Regions from separate parts of the Homo sapiens genome. Here region 2 is linked to region 1. A link is a loop called in an ENCODE intact Hi-C map of the cell type or tissue named here. Cell type or tissue: endothelial cell of umbilical vein. All regions are shown on one strand.

Region 1 (8,000 bases):
ATCTTCTTATTATTTAAAAAAAAATGTATCTTGGCACAGTGGCTCATGCCTGTAATCCCAGCACTTTGGGAGGCCAAGGCGGGTGGATCACTTGAGGTCAGGAGTTCAAGACCAGCCTGGCCAACATGGTGAAACCCTGTTTCTACTAAAAATAAAAAAATTAGCTGGGCGTGGTGGCAGGTGCCTGTAATCCCAGCTACTTGGGAGGCTGAGGCCGGAGAATTGTTTGAACCTGGAAGGTGGAGGTTGCGGTGAGCCAAGATTGCACCACTGCACTCCAGCCTGTGTGACAGAGCAAGACTTCATCTCAAAAAGAAAAAAAAAAAATAGTATCTCCATATGTAAGTTCCATTCTGTTTGTTTTAAAAAAATTTAGACTGTAATCATACCTTTCATATAGTTTTTTTGTTTTGTTTTGTTTTTCGCAGTGCTGGGATTGCAGGTGTGAGCCACTGCGCCCAGACTCATATAGATTTATTAAATTAGCAACAGAATAAAACTGTACCAGTTTTGAAATGTTCTTTGTCCTTCTCATTTCTCATGGAGTACATCTAGAGGGTGCTGCAAAGATCTCTAAACAGGATCTCCAGGTCTGAGGCAAGCTTGTGCCTGAGCTGCGCTGTCTGATGAGATGGCCAGTGGCACACATGGCTATTTAAATTTAAATTTTAGTTAGCTAAATAAAATTTAAAATTCAGGTCCTCAGTCGCACAAGCCATATTTCACATGCTCACAGCCATATTGAGCTAATGGCTAGTGACTACCATATTGGTCACCTCAAATATAAACATTTTCATCAACACAGAAAATTTTATTGATTAGTGCTCTTCTGGAATTCTTGTAGCCAGTATATGTATTTTAATTTACTGCTTATCTCTTACATTATTTATAAACGAGTTGAAAAATGGTGGCAAGTTTTTGGGAAAGTATTTTAAATGTTTTTTTTTTCTCTAAATGTTCCTAGCTATCTTGCTTGTTTAAGAAAACAGGAGGAAAAATTATTTTCACCCATTTTTAGAGCATGATTATGTGTGTGGAATTTATATCAATTGTCATGTCTGGCTGCTAAATTTTCTTGGAGTATGCTGAAGTTTTGGCAAAAACTTTGTTGATCCTGCCGAAGCTATTTGCAGAAAAGTCCAGCTAATTAAAATCCCTACGATGTCATAACACTTGAAATGAACCAACTTGGACGTAAGACAGTAGAAGTTGTCTTGATTTTATTCTGAATGGCCATTTTATTTGCAAAGACCTCAAATTACCTACCTAACTGCATTAATCCCAACATCAAGAATGAAAATCCCATATACCAACATGGAATGGTTAACTCTAAAGACTGACTTCAGGCCCATTTATTTGTAAGCTCTCTTGTTCCACTGTAAGCAGTTTGAGGGCAGGAACCAATCGTCAATGGCTTTGTAGGCCCCATGGTACCTCACAGAATGTTCCATCAGTACATTTTCTTTAAGTCTTATTTGAACAAATGAATGAGAATTTGATCTTGTCTTCTGGGAAATCATTGCATCTGAGAGCAGGCTCATGGTGTGCATAAAATGTGAATGCTTTGATTTATTGTGGAGTAGTATCTACTGAACTGACTACTAGGATTGAAATTTCTGTGTGGTTGTCACTCCTTTTGGTGACACTGTACTGAATGAAATAGGAAGCAATGAACTTCAGGCTCTCACAGAGGAAGGCTAAAGTACTTCTTATTCTATTTGAATTGCAGGAATCATAAATCTAGTTTTACAATAAAGATGAATTAGGAAAGCTACAAAATACCATAATAAAAATTGAAGTGGGTCAAAAAAATAAATAAGCAGTTTTTAGTATATAACATAAATCTATCACTAAGGCATACATACATAACTTTTTGTTTTTCTTTTCCATATATTATATGTAAAATGGCATCTCTCAGAGTAATGGGATTTCTTTGAAAACAGAATGGGTAAGTGTGTATATAATGACTCAGCTGGATCAGCTAGGTGGTGATCCTTTTAAACCACTGGCAAAATACCCCTCTCCAGTGAGATCCATTTTCCCTGCATCTGGTAAGTCTCATGCCATGTGTAAATGCTCACAGCTTGGTTTGCACCAGAAAAATTCTGTAGCTATAATGCAGTCCAGCTCCTTTACTTTTCTTTAAGAGTTTTTTAAAAAATTAGTTCTTCTTCCCAACTAGATGGATGTTGGAATCCATCTGATGGAATTTTTGCCAAATACTCACAGCATTTATCAAGTCCAGTGGCCTGAGGTTATGTGATACCTTAAGGACTTAGGAGAAAATAATTTTTTTTTCTGTCATGCAGTCCCTGGTGTTTGTCACAGGATAGTAAAAATGTCTCAATTGTTCATTTTTAGATAACAATCAACAGAGACAGTGGTGAAGATGTAAGCTCCCCCAAACACGGGAAGGAGGACCCAGACAACATGCCTCACGTGGGCGGCAACACTTGGGCTGGCGGAACAGGTTGGTAGCACAGGCATTCTCCTGAGTCAGCCTTCCCCAGGTTTCCCAAGCCCATTAGGCCAGCACATCGCCCCTGAGAAGACTCAGAGACGGGCTTTCCTTCTCAGCCTCCCTCATTACTCAGTTGGATTGTTGTCTTGCCCTCTGCCCCAGCGTGACATCAAGGCATGTGAAGAGCCTGGCATTTGGAGTCCCACAGGCTCTGCCACCCTGTGACCTAAGAACATGCTGACCCTCCTGGAGTTGCTTCATCAGTCAAAGGGGGATAGTGTGAACTACCTTAAATTGTGGTGAGGATTAAATGAGATTACGATTGTTAAGCACTGAGCACAGTGCCTGGCATGAAGAATATTTTCACTAAAGTGTTAATCCCTTCTTTTAAATTCCATGACCTTGGGATCATGCCAGAAATCCACAGTAAATTCTTTCTTCAGCAACTGACTGAAAAGAAATGGTCCTTGTCTTCCACATCTTCGAAGTACGTTGAGGATGCAAGATTTCGAGATAAGGCTGGTTGCAGTCTAAACCGATGGCCGACTCCTTCCTCTTGGCTGCCCAACTAGGGCATTGTTCCCAGGACTGCCGTCTTCCTTTTTCCTCTGCGGCAGCTGGAGCAGACACATCTGCGAGTCCACAGGAATAGGGCCAGACTGTGTGCGCACTGTCTGAGCTTATCTCACCATGAGGAGTGCTGGCAGGAGCTCTGTACTTCACCTTCCTTAGGATGGTCTGTGCCTCTTGGCCTTGACAGCCTCGGGAGGAAATGGGTTTCTCTGCTTAGACAATGTGCTATCAAATAGGCCTGTGGACTTCTTGCCTACTCTGTTTATTCATCAAGCATCAGCTTTAAAGTAAGGCTATTTTTAGAAATGTCCTTTGATCTGGAAGTTAGCGTCAAGCCAACAAGATTTAATCCATATGGAATGCATTGTGGGACGAGCTGGCCAGATGTGGTTTCCCAGCAGTGGACTACTCTGGGGGAGAAATTCCTATTTGTTACCAAACTTGAATTTACTAGCTCACGTATCTGTCCAGATTGAGGCTACATTTGTTTCACCTGGCTTTTAGTTTTCAATTGATCAAGGCTCCTTGGCTTCAATTTCTCTTTTTCTCTCTGCCATTCTTTTCCCTCAGAATTCTTTACTTTGAACTGAGCTCTGGCCCAACAAGTCATTTGATTCCCCTTTCTTCATCAATGCTCCTCCCTTGCCCACCCTCCCCATTATCTTCTGAAGTGGTTTGGAATGTCCAGGCTTATGCCCTGCAGTCTTAGAACCTCTGGTAAGCACTTTCATTTAAATAGTACAAATTAAAGGCTCTGGGAAGTGGAGATCATGAAGAGCACCTCCTGCTCCACCCCAGTGTGACTTTGCCTGGGGCCCTGCGACTCAGGTGGCCAGTCACTCACACCAGCTTCTGATGGTTCCACCACTTTCTCCCTTTCACCAGAATGATAACATCTCAGCACCTAGGAAGCTTTCAGCTCAAATTCATGATCCACCCATACTCAGGATACCCTCCTGTAGGAAAGGAGTTAGATCCCAGAAACACCTTTTCCTCCTATAGCTCATTGTCACTGTCCAGTTACTGTACCCCTCTGCCTATTGGCTGGCCATGAGTAAGAAATGGGAGTCACACACATCCCAGAAGGAATTTTCCACCACCCATTTCTAAATAAAAGTGAAATATGTTCCAATCAAAAGATTAAAGTAGTGTAATTAATAGGCAGTTCTCATGGTATTTCCCAAAAGGAAATGACCTACCTGGACTTTCATAAGGAAAGCAGTTCATATTGAGTTCTTGGTTTTAGTTTTGTTAGACCAGTTAAAGCTCAGTGGTAAGGTGGAGGTGGGGGTGGTGATGGTGAAAGAAAAATGTAACATAATTTACCCAAAGTCTAAAAGCCTTCAAATTTTCCACTTTATAAAACTAGAAATTGCCTAATTCTGTGTAACTAGGCTTTGTTTAATAATAATAGTAAAAGCAGTCCATTATATGGCTTTTATTATGTGCCAGATACTGCTCTAAGCATTTTAGCTTCATGACAATCCCATGAAGTAAATAATATTAGTATCCCCACTTTATAAAGAGGAGCCTGAGACACAGAGAAGTTAAGTAGTTCCCCAAAGATAAATGGCTGGTGGGTTGGAGCCAGGATTCAAACCCAGGCAGTCTGGTTTAACTATATCATAATATACTCTACAATAGCAGTGTATTATACTATACTGCCCCTCCAATATTGGATTCCCTTCTAAGTTCTCAAGTTATACGTGAATGAACAAAAGAAACAGGTTACTAGTATTCTAATCTACCCCTAAATAGGGGTAACAATCTTATAGCCCAAAGGCCAAATCTAGCCAACAGATGTGTTTTTTTCTCTGGTCCATGTAGTGTTTTAAAATAATTTCAATTTTCATGTATTTAGACAAGGTAAATCCTAAGTTAGCCAATGTCCCCACCACTTTTTATCATATGACCTACCTGGCCTTACAGGCATTTACAATATGAACAGTTCATACAATGTTATGTTATAAAACGTAATATGTATATGTAATATGTATTATGTAAACTTGAGTTTCTATTGAAAGACTGTTCTAAAGCTGATGGTGTTTATGTTATATATTGTTCAAACCAGAAGTCAAAGTTGGTGTAATAATTGGCTTCTAATCTTGGCTAAGCCAGTGATACGAGGTCCTGAATATGTCATTTAGCCTCTCTGTGCATTATTTTTATAATTTGCAGAACAGAAAAAAACAGTATTTATAGCTTAACTGTCTAGGTTTTTTAAGGAAAACTAAGGTAATATGTGAGGGAGGGAAACAGTTGTTCATTTAATTAGCAAATATATACTAAGTATCTATGATATTCAAACCACTCTTATAGGTGCGGTAGTGCAAAAGTAAATAAAATATCTCATCCATCATATAGTTGGTGAGAAAAATAAATATGAAAGGATAACAAATAGTACACAAGAGTATGGATCCTTATGAGGTAGCAGCATTAGCTAAGGTGTCATAGAAGCTGGAGTAAGCCTTGATATATAGGTAGTATTTTAATGGATGGGAAAAAGGAAAAGCATCCTAAACAAGAGAATACATCTTTTTCCAGAAGGTAATTTGACTGTTTAATTACTAGTTAAGTACAATTAATATCCTCCACAAGGCTGTCCTAAAACCATGACCCAACTTTTGTTCTGTGGTCAAGTTCAGATTTATCATCTGAATTTCCACGTTTTCCTTCCAGGGGGAAGAGACACGGCAGGCCTGGGTGGCAAAGGAGGCCCTTACCGGCTGGATGCAGGCCATACGGTGTACCAGGTCTCTCAGGCTGAGAAAGATGCAGTTCCCGAAGAGGTCAAGAGAGCTGCTAGAGAGATGGGCCAGAGAGCATTCCAGCAGAGGTCAGTGCTCCCATCACATTTAGACCAGCACTACTGCTATGGTGAAATGTCATGATGGACTGTGGGGAAACCTAGATTTGTGTGTGTTTCCACCTCCACCTCATGCAGCAACTCGGACCTCAAACTGAAATCCACAGCCATCCCCGTCCCTAACGGAAACAGCCAAATAAACAAAATCACCTGTTCTTTCTACTCAGGCTCCTTAAAATCTAAAGCTCAAATCGCCCCATCCATGTCTATCTGTTCCTAGGCAACATAGGGAATTCAGGTAAGTCTACACAATGGTCCCTTCCTGCCCTCAGAAATCTTGCAGATTAGTGCGGAGACAGGACAAGGGAACATACATACACACATGCACAGAGTTAAGTGCTAAAGTCATAGGGTGCGGAGGCTGTCCCCTCCAGCAGTGCAGAGAAAGGCAAGTTTAGTGGGCTGATGTGAGGTGGGGCCAGAGCTCAGCTAGGATTTAGAGATGGGAAGAGAAGAGCTAGGATATTTCAGAAAGGGAAAACTAAATGAGCAGAGGCACCAGGGCAGGATGAGCATAGTGTCTATGGAAGAGAGAGGCAGCTAGCCCACTCAGGATAATGGGTACCAGCTCGGGAGGAGGGACAGTGAGTTTGGATAGGGAGGCCTCATCAGTGAGTAGAGGCCTTAATCTAGGCCAGTGAGCCTGTGGCCCTCGGACATTCCCCAGCTGTTCTGGGCCACTACAATAGGAGCCATTTAAAAAATAAGAAGAATCCACATGATGTTACCCTAGACATCCACATGTGTGCTTCAACTAAAAGTGAAAAATACCAAAGAACCACCAGTATTTCCTTTTAGATTCCAGGACCTGGTAGTAGTTTGGGAAACAGATTTACATTTTTGTGCTGCATGAAAGGAGATGGGCGCAGTTAGAAAAAAGCATGCTAAAATGTATGAGTTATGAAATTCCTCCCACGTAGAACATCTGGTATTACATTACATGCTGTGCTTCCACATCCTGCAAGTAAACAGTACAGGACAATAGAGACAAGAATGCAGGCCCTGCCGCCACACCCTCAGGAAAGCCTGCCAGCTCAGACCCTCGAGGGTTCAGCAGGTAAATAACACACTTGATGCTAGAGGCAAGAGTGTTGCTCTCAGCCCTTCTGCTGGCTTCCCTGGTGACTGTTGACAGTTTATCTGTCCTCTTTGTGCCTGAATTTGCTCTTCTGGAAATAAAATTCACTCTCCCTTTCTCCCAGGGAGGTTATGAGAACAGGTAACTATGTTAGGAATGAAAGTGTTTATGCCTCTCAAAAAAGGGTAGAGAATAGTGTAGTGAACAGTCTTGTTAGAATGAAAGTTCTCTGCATTTCTTATGAATTATAAAGTACCCATTTAGAAAAAGAACTAAACAATTGGAAATGTGTCATTCTCCCCTCCGCAATTAATGAGTTCTGTTGTTGCCACCCTTAAAACCTGCCAAGTAATTGTTCAGTCTAATTTTTTGCCCAAGTGGACAGGTAGATAAGAGTGTTCTGGCACACACATAGTTCACAGGGAGGCAGAAAGGTAACAGTGCCTGGCCACAAGTATGTACGCCCTTCTCCTGTTGCCATAATAGGAGTAAGGAGTGTGGTTCTCTTCAGGACAATTGCCCTACAGGGGAAGAAGTAAGGGGCATCTGTGCCCTTAACGCAAATGAATTTAGCGGATGTAAGAGAGGAAAGAGAGGACATGGGGAAGGGATGAGGAAAATGTACACCTCTAGTAAATGCTGCAGAGAAGAGTCTCAGTTGAAGTAAAAGAGAATACCGTAAGGTGGTTGAAAGACAGAGGAGTTGGCCAAGCGTGTGAGAAAGGAGAGAAAGAAATAGAAACACATGGAGATCCTGAGAAAGATGGGGCACAGCAAAACACCAAGAGAAAGATGTTGCTTTCTACTTTCATGTAGAAATGGGACTTTCATCCCATTTGGTGAATATTTCATTTAATGCTGCTGAAAATTTTTCAACCTTTTACTAGGAACTTTTCAAACATAAAAGTTGAGAGGAACATATAATGAATGCGATGGACCCGACCCCCCAACTTCAAGAGGAAAACTCTGGCTCTACTCCTAGTCTTCTCTGCTGGCTTGTTTTGAAGCTAATCCAAGACTTC
Region 2 (8,000 bases), 49 kb after region 1:
CCCTTCATCACCCTGATGACACCAGGATTTGAAATAAGACAGGAATAAAGAGTATTCTGAAAAAAAGAAGATATGGATGAAGTGAACCCATGCAGTGACTGGATGATTCCGGCATTCCTGGGTCTTCCTACACTTGCTCCGTAATGAGAATTCAGAGAAGCAGCCAGAAGGAGACTTAAACATGGAAAGATACTCCACTGATGAGTTTAGAAGTGATTAGGGCAAGCTAGTTGACCTGCACTTTATCAAAGGTTGGGGTTAAAGGAAGGTGGTTTTGAGAACTATGTGTTTGGTCTATTTCCAAAAACCTGAGGGGGAGAAAATACTTTGCTTTTGCCTTAACACATCATCTGGTCACGTTAGAAAAGTGACCCCATCAAACTGAGCCTTTGATGTCACATTCTGACACAAGATGCAAGTCTGTGCAAAACCCACCAAAATGCTCCTATCCAACAATTATTTTTATTTTCTCCCTGCTCTGTATTGACCAGAAAACAATGATTTTATAATATTTAACCCACCAAAAAGTCCCTCCAACAGCAATATCTTATGAAAGTCTGGCTGTTCTCAATAATTTCATTTTCTTGGCCAAAGCCAAAAGGAATCAAAAAATCCTTGGAGTGCTTGCCTTTCCACGTGACTTTTAAAAGGCTCTTAAAGAGCAAATGTCCTCTTCTCCTTGCTGCTAGAGTGGGAGGAGAAAGATGTCTTGCCTTAAAAGTTTACTGTTTCTTCTGTTCTTCTAGCATCTCTCAAAAAATTCACAGTACTCCATTTTGGGGTCCAAACTGTAATGCTCAAAATAATAAATGCTTACACGAAAATTATTTATTGAGAATATTCATATAAAAATTACCTAAAGCAAAGTAAAAAAAGTAAAATCAAGGTGGTATATTTGAAGTGAATGGTGATTGGAAATTTTTAGCTGTAACAAAAAGAAAGAAAACAACTTTTTTTAAAGCCTCATTCTCTTTTCTTTCAAAATGTACCTTATTCCCACACACTCTTGGGCTGACCTTTATTTTATCAATAAGCTCAATATTACTTTGTTTAAAATAAGATGCTTCAGCAAAAGTCATTCTCTCTTTAACCATATAATTTAAAAACTCCTCTTCACGATTGATAGCAAAATCAGAAACGTTAGGGCACCAGTGAGTTGAAAAAACTGGTCTTAAGTTGGAAAAACTATTATTAATAATATTATCCTATCCATCCATATCTATTGAAATTGTACAGGTCCATAATTTCATTTTAATTAATTATAGGAAAGAAGAAAAGATAATACCCATTTGTTCTATCACCCCTCTCCCTATCATTAACTATCAAATAAATAAATAAAAGCAATCTGATTTCCAACGTGGTACTACCTGGTGAGTTTGCATGGCTTTCTTGTTCCTCTAGTGAGACACCTGCTCCATGTATTGAACCATTCAATGATGCAAACAATTTCAATCCAACATGTATCTTTAAAAATGTAATTGCATTCCAACGGTCGCCACAACAGCAGCTAGCATTTACTGATGATTTACTGTGAACCAGGTATATGCTAAGTGATTGCATACATTATTTCATTCATCCTTACAACAATGCATGTAACAGGGGTATTTTTTACCTTATTTTGCAGATGATAAAGAAAGTGAGGCTCAGAGAATTTAAGTCACTTTCCCAAGATTCCTGTTACTAGACCTTTCACTAACTATTCATGGTACCATTAACATCCTCATTTTACAAGTAAAGAAACTGAGGCTTAGAGAAGTTCAAGAAAATAGGCCACACTCACAGCCAGGCAGGGGCAAAGCTGGGCCTCCAGCCTCCAGGCCCCTTAATGCCTTTGCGTCCCTCGCAGTCCCACGCCCCTTGCTGCATCTCACAAATGTACATGTCACACTCCTGCTGCCTTTTTCTCTTCCTTCCAGTGTGACTTCTCTTCTTGTACCCTGTCCACATTCACAGGGCTCTCTTCCTCTCCCTTTCCTCAGAAAGTCTATCTATCTGCCCATATTCGAGCACTCAGAGGTGTGGGGACCGAGGACATGGGACACTGTCGGGGGAACACTTCTAACTGCTGCTTCCTTGCTAGGCACAGCAGCAATCTGAGGAAGTGCCCTTCCAAGTGGCAGCTTAACCCCAAGGGATGCCCCTTAGCTAGCGGGTCACTGCCCCTGAAAGCCTTTGGAAGTGGAATCCAAGGGAGATTAAAGGAACAGCCAACCTTTAGCAAATCCTCCCCATGCGTAACTACCTGAGGAGGCAGAAGCCATTTTTTTTGACATGGAAAGAATGTTCTCAAGTAATTTAATTTACCTTTCTCGACCAGCCAGACATCCTCTGCAATTGCTATTTTTAAAAAAGCACAGTACTCCTGGCTTTTCTGATTTGTGAAGGGGAAGGATGATGGGGAAAGGGAATTGAGACTGAGAAGACGAAGAGCTTATTTTCACTTCTTGCAATACCTAAGAAGTATGTGCATTTATTATTAAATGTACTTAATTATAGACCACTCCAAGCTGTTCCCAGGCCCTTCTTAGGGCCAAGACATTATAATAAATGCATTGTGTGCCTCGGGGGGTTCCACTGAAAGGCATCTAACCCCTGTCTCCTTAGTAAGCACATGTAATGCTGAGAAGGTTCATTGTTACCCATGAGCAGCCAGGAGGAATGAATGCCGTGAATAGCTGCAGTATATGATGCATATTCCCCCTAGAATCCTCTGTGTGCCCGACAAAATGACCTCATCACAGATGGGGAGGCTCAGCACAGCCATAAGAAGTGGATCAGAGGGGGAGTACTTGAAGGGAACCCATCAGATGTTTGGAATGAATCACTTAATTCTTTATACTACACTCTTTCCTGTGAACTGTCAGAGGAGAAGAAATCCATCAATGCCAGCAAGATTTTCTCTAAACAAACTCCTGGGCTTTGAAAGCCGTTTGGAAGTGGTTTTCAGTAGACAGCATTGTCATTGTTCCTGAAAGACCAACCTTGGAGGCTTCCAGCCTCCCTCCACCTGGCTCCTTCTTGTGCCTGTCAGATCAGGCAAAATTAAGTTTCTAAGTGAATAAAGCTGGGAGAAACAGACAAGGGGAACAACAGGAATAGTGGCTTATTTGCTGCATTTCGATTTGTTTCCAATGACCACAATTGTAAGATACTCCACAAATTCTAAGCCAGCCTCTCCTGCCTGGACAACTTGTTTCTGGAATTGCATCTAAGGAATAATCAAATGTCGACTTATATTTAATACATCGTACATAGCTTTTTAATCTTATTAAGAAACAAAATGTCCACTTTTATCATTTTTTTCCAACCAGTAACATAAATGGCTTTGAAAAATACTTAAGTCCAATTTCTGGTCAGGATTATATCATAAGGTTCTTTTTCCTTTTTCTTTTTTTTTTTTTTTTTTTGAGATAGGGCCTTGCTCTGTCACTCAGGCTGGAATGCAGTGGCACAATCATAGCTCACTGAAGCCTCAACCTCGTGGGGTCAAGAGATCTTCCTGCCTTAACCTCCTGAGTAGGTGGAACTACTGGTTCATGCCACCATGCCCAGCTAATTTTTTTTTTTTTTTTTTTTGGTAGGGACGGGGTTTCACCATGTTGCTGAGGCTGGTCTCAAACTCCTAGCCTCAAGCAATCCTCCTACCTTGACCTCCCAAAGTGCTGGGATTACAAGTATGAGCCCCTGCACCCAGCCATGAAAACCTATTGCCTTTTCTTTACTCTTGTTCTAAGACTTACTATGGCAAAAGTACTACAGGTAATGGAAAGGAATTCCAATTCTCCAGCTTATCATGGGGAGTAATTGCAAACTTTAGGTAGAATTTGTCTGTGACCCTGCTCAGCTATTAAGTGCCTGTGTAAACTTGGGCTAATCACTTCTGGGTCTCAACTGAATTAAACCTACGATTTAAAGGGATTGGATGTGAAAATCCACTGCTCCATTATCTCAAACAGGAAATTGAGATAATTTACAAGAGCCACACACTTCAGTGCAACTTTTGTCTCCAAAACCCCACACATGCAAAAGATAACCTATCTCCTCAGTACACAGAGGATTTTGGCACCTATATCAACTGCCTTAAAATAATGTTACTGACTGAATATGCATACTAAAATTTATATAAACATCATTAAAATGGAACAAAGGAGGCTTTCCCTCGTCAGCTGAAAGGATTATTTCTGTTTGATAGTTATTTACAAGATTTCTGCCTATTGTCTCATGCTTTGCACTTGGCTGTCTTAAGATAAAATTACATGTCTGCTGATGGGCACATTGAAAATCAAAAAGGATCAGGAATTGGAAAACTACTGCGTGCCAAGAGCTGACCTTTGTTCTGCAGCTGAACAATGAGTAATTGTGTGTGTGTGTGTGTGTGTGTGTGTGTGTGTTTGTGTGTGTAACTGTTAAATCCTGTAAACAAAATTTCCTCCAGAGAGTAAAAAATGCTTGCCAAGCAAACATCTCAAGTTGAGGATGACATGACAACTCTTTTTTGAGACTTAAGCACTGCCTGGGGCTTTTGCCTTCAGAGACCGCATCTGTTCTTGCATGGTGGTGCACGTTGGCTTTGGAATACCAAGACTACATAATTTTAAAATCAAGTGGTGTTTGTGGTATTTGGCCACGCAGAGCAAAGTATAACATTCTTTTAAAGTGGTTTGCATCCTGGGGGTGGGAAGAACGTCATGTTCTGCTGTAAGAAATCTCACCAAGGGGACATGTAAACTCGGAGCGTCAGCTACTTCTCAAGATTCCCCTCTTCTGCAGGTGCCAGAGACTTGGAGTCTTCCCTCTTTTCCAAAGGCTTCAGTGGAAGTACTTTGGGGCTGCTAGCTCCTTCCCTGAAGGAACAACCAGAGTGTGTGAATAAATTCAGACTCCAAAGATGGTGAGTGTGACCACAGAGGAGTTTCAGAATATAAGAATGTATTAATATGAAATGCAGCTCTGAAGCATTAAGTCATGGTAGCTGGGGTTTGACCTGGAAATGGAAGAGAACAGTGTCTCTCTGAACATCCTAAAGCAAGTTTGCTCCTTACGCAGGCCAGAATACGGCAAGAAAATCATGAGCCTGTCAAGAGTACTCTGTGTAATTGGTCTCATGACATCATGGCTGTACATGAAGCCTTACTGATTGAAACTTGAAGAAAAATAAGTATATTTACTCAGAGGGGACATTAAAGTTGGATTTTTCAAGTGCAATGTGTTTATATTAATAAATACTGCTGCTAATTTAACGAGACTGACCGTTTGTTTACTCCAGCACTAATTAAGTCTTTCATCATCAGGACTCCAGAAATAGAGTGAGTCTCGACAAAGCTAGCTGATCCATTTCCTTTTACAAAAGATTTTATGGCCCATATGAAATTCAGGCCTAAAAATGGCCTAGAAAGGAACACTTGCAGCCCCAACAGAAATCAAATAGCAAAGCTGGGGAAGCAGCCTGATTGACTTGCCTCCTAGGGGTGGCTCCTACAGAGCCTGAGGCTGCTGGGGAATCCAAGGGCCTCTGCAACAAGCGGATGCTCAGATCAAGGGTGTTACACACAAAAGAAGAGCAGATGACAGGGGCTACTGGGGAAGGCCAGGGTTGAGTTAATGGATCCATGGGTTGAATAATAAAATTGTCTATTTGGCAGTTGGCAAAGAGAGAATATTTAACTGAAAAGTTTCCTTCAGGGCTCCAGTGTTGGAACAGCTATTTTCAAGGCTGATAGAATATGCATGTCCATCCATTGCAGGCTCAAGTACAAAGATTTGATATTAAATATGTAGTGCCAGAACTGAAGAATCTCTTTTTGCATGACCTTTCGTGGTGACTGGAAGAAACGGGTATACTCTGCAGAGGTGGAAGATTGTAGCAGCTCCACAAAACCGCATGAAAGCAGATATTCAGTCACTTGGCTGGAATGCAGCTCCACACAGCTGGCCTGGCGCCGTGCCCCGCAGCATCTGAAGTCTATCTGTACAGTGGTGTTTCCCTGCAAAAGGGGCTTCTCTTTTCAACTACAAGTTGCCCTGACGGGCTACCATCATGCACCCCTTGGTCCAAATTCTTTCATTCCCATGCTTTCCTCCTAACCCCCACTGGTAGGAAGGTCCTTAGACAGAGGGCCTGTGATGGGTTGAGGAGATAGAATTGGCTGGGGGCATTTGCAGCTTGGAGCATTACTCAAGCAGAGAACCCAGACCTGGGACACAACGTGAGGGCAGGAGATATGGGAACCTTGGGTGACATTCTTGCCTTGGGCATATATTCTGCTGTCAGGCCTCCTGAGAGCACTCACTGAAGGCGGTGTTGGGTTTGGATGGCAGTGCCTTGGTTCTCCTTAGTCTTGTTTTTGCAGAGACACCCAGTTTTCCATTTGTATTTTTGCCTCCATCTTATAGAAGTGCTCTGCCTTTCTGACCTCTGGGTTATGGAGGCAGGCGCAGCATGCATGTTAGGGAGGTAATTTCCTAGCTGTGATGAAAGGCCTCTGGCCCAGAGGAAGGGCAAGGCCTTTGAAATTGGACATCTACTCCACAGCCTCTGGGCCATTATTTGATGATGTGAACAAATCAGCTTTTTTTTTTTTTTATTTCTAATTTGGGTTGCCAAGAAAACTCTTGCCCTGTACTGTGGGCCTTTAGGAAAACAATTTATACCAAGAGGCCACTACAGTTCTTGGGAGCCACTTCTCTTTCCTTGCAGAAACAGGGCCTGGGTCATGCCCCACTGTTCGGCACGACAAGACATGAGGAAGTTCTTGTGGAAAGCGCACTGGAATTCCTGAGCTCCAGCTGGGTAAGGACTTAAATGAGATCAGTGTGTGCCTGTCAAACTCAAAATCGAAATATATCCCTCCTGTTGAGTGTAAGTATTGAGTACATATCAGTGGAGCCTCCTCCACTAAGAAGTTTTCTAAAGTGCCTGTGATTCAGCCTTTAAGAAGAAGCTGTTGTGTAACAGTTTTTAAAAATCCTTGAGTATTATTTCCTTAGCACTAAAAAGACCAAGTGCCTCTGAAAAAATGAACGTGGCCTTCTAAAAACAAAAAATAAAAACAGCTCTTTTTTCTCTTTAAGATGGTTCTCTTCGGGTACAGTGGCTCATGCCTGTAATCCCAACAATTTGGGAGGCCGAGGCGTGAGGAACACTTGAGCCCAGGAGTTCAAGGCCAGCCTGAGCAACACTGGGAGATCCCATCTCAACGAAAAATTTTTAAAAATTAGCTGGGCATGCTGGCCTGTTCCCTCTCCCCAAACCCAGGGAGAACCCTGACTCAGTTAGGCACTCAGCTCCCAAAAGAACTGGTCCCTTTAGTCAGTTCCTTCTCGGGGGAGTCTTAGAGGCTAAGCCTAGGCAGCCATGTTTTGGCATATGCAAGGAGAATAATTAAAAATATTACTATTATTACATAAAATAATAGCAATAGCTAACTCTTACCTAGCACTTCCCATGCGCCAGGCACTTCCTGAACACTTTACATGGATAAACTCATTATATCCTCACAGCTCCTTCAGACAGGGACTGTTCTTATTCCCATTGTATTTGAAAAGCAAAGAAAACCAGTCTACCCAAAAAGAAAAAAGAAAAAGTCAACTTGCTGACTGAAGGAGAGAGAAGTAAATACGGCACCCTGGAACTCTAAGAATGTGACTATGGGTCCTAACTTTCCAACGTCTGGTTGCGGTTCCTTTGGGGGCTTGGATGGACCCCCTTCCTAGATAGAGACCCATAAGATGCCTTGGTGTCCTCCCAGCCACCCCCTTTTCACTTAAGCTAGCTTGGGAACTATGGCAGAGTCATTTACTGCTCACACATCTCCCATATTTCTCTGGGCCCTTGCAGTTAGGTCAGGACGGTGAGACTGGTTCTGGCCACTGGGCTGTGAGCAGAAGTGATGTGTCAATAGTGGGCTAAAGCCTTTAAGAGCTAGTAGGCAACCCTCCAGCTCTCTTTCACAGAATCGGGGTGACGGAGAAAACTATGTGTTTTAGATGGTGTAGCTCTA

What was found. Hi-C counts contacts between places; a loop is a spot of excess contacts. Peaks named below come from ENCODE experiments on the same cell type or tissue, not always from the same donor. Only the 100,000 strongest peaks of a DNase experiment are listed, where the experiment ranks them.
Region 2: a loop joins it to region 1, with 4 times the contacts of the local background. A loop is called at or near these places in 5 of 110 quality-filtered maps.

The regions. Positions count from the first base shown.
Region 1 is chr13:41,609,446-41,617,445 of GRCh38, reverse strand. VWA8 (von Willebrand factor A domain containing 8) reads left to right here. Exons shown (of 45, transcript NM_015058.2): 38 at 2,362-2,470; 39 at 5,714-5,870. Among named protein-coding and RNA genes, the nearest start is that of MIR5006, 45 kb to the right of the region's middle. RefSeq lists an enhancer at 2,040-3,032. In endothelial cell of umbilical vein, no CTCF peak of the experiment used is centred here; a DNase peak (open chromatin) is centred at 3,155; H3K27ac peaks cover 4,379 bases.
Region 2 is chr13:41,560,191-41,568,190 of GRCh38, reverse strand. It overlaps VWA8 (von Willebrand factor A domain containing 8), which reads left to right. Exons shown (of 45, transcript NM_015058.2): 45 at 1-1,356. LOC105370174 (a long non-coding RNA gene) reads right to left here. Exons shown (of 3, transcript XR_941901.2): 3 at 4,100-4,844. Among named protein-coding and RNA genes, the nearest start is that of MIR5006, 4.2 kb to the left of the region's middle. In endothelial cell of umbilical vein, no CTCF peak of the experiment used is centred here; DNase peaks (open chromatin) are centred at 2,800, 4,300 and 5,920; H3K27ac peaks cover 2,801 bases.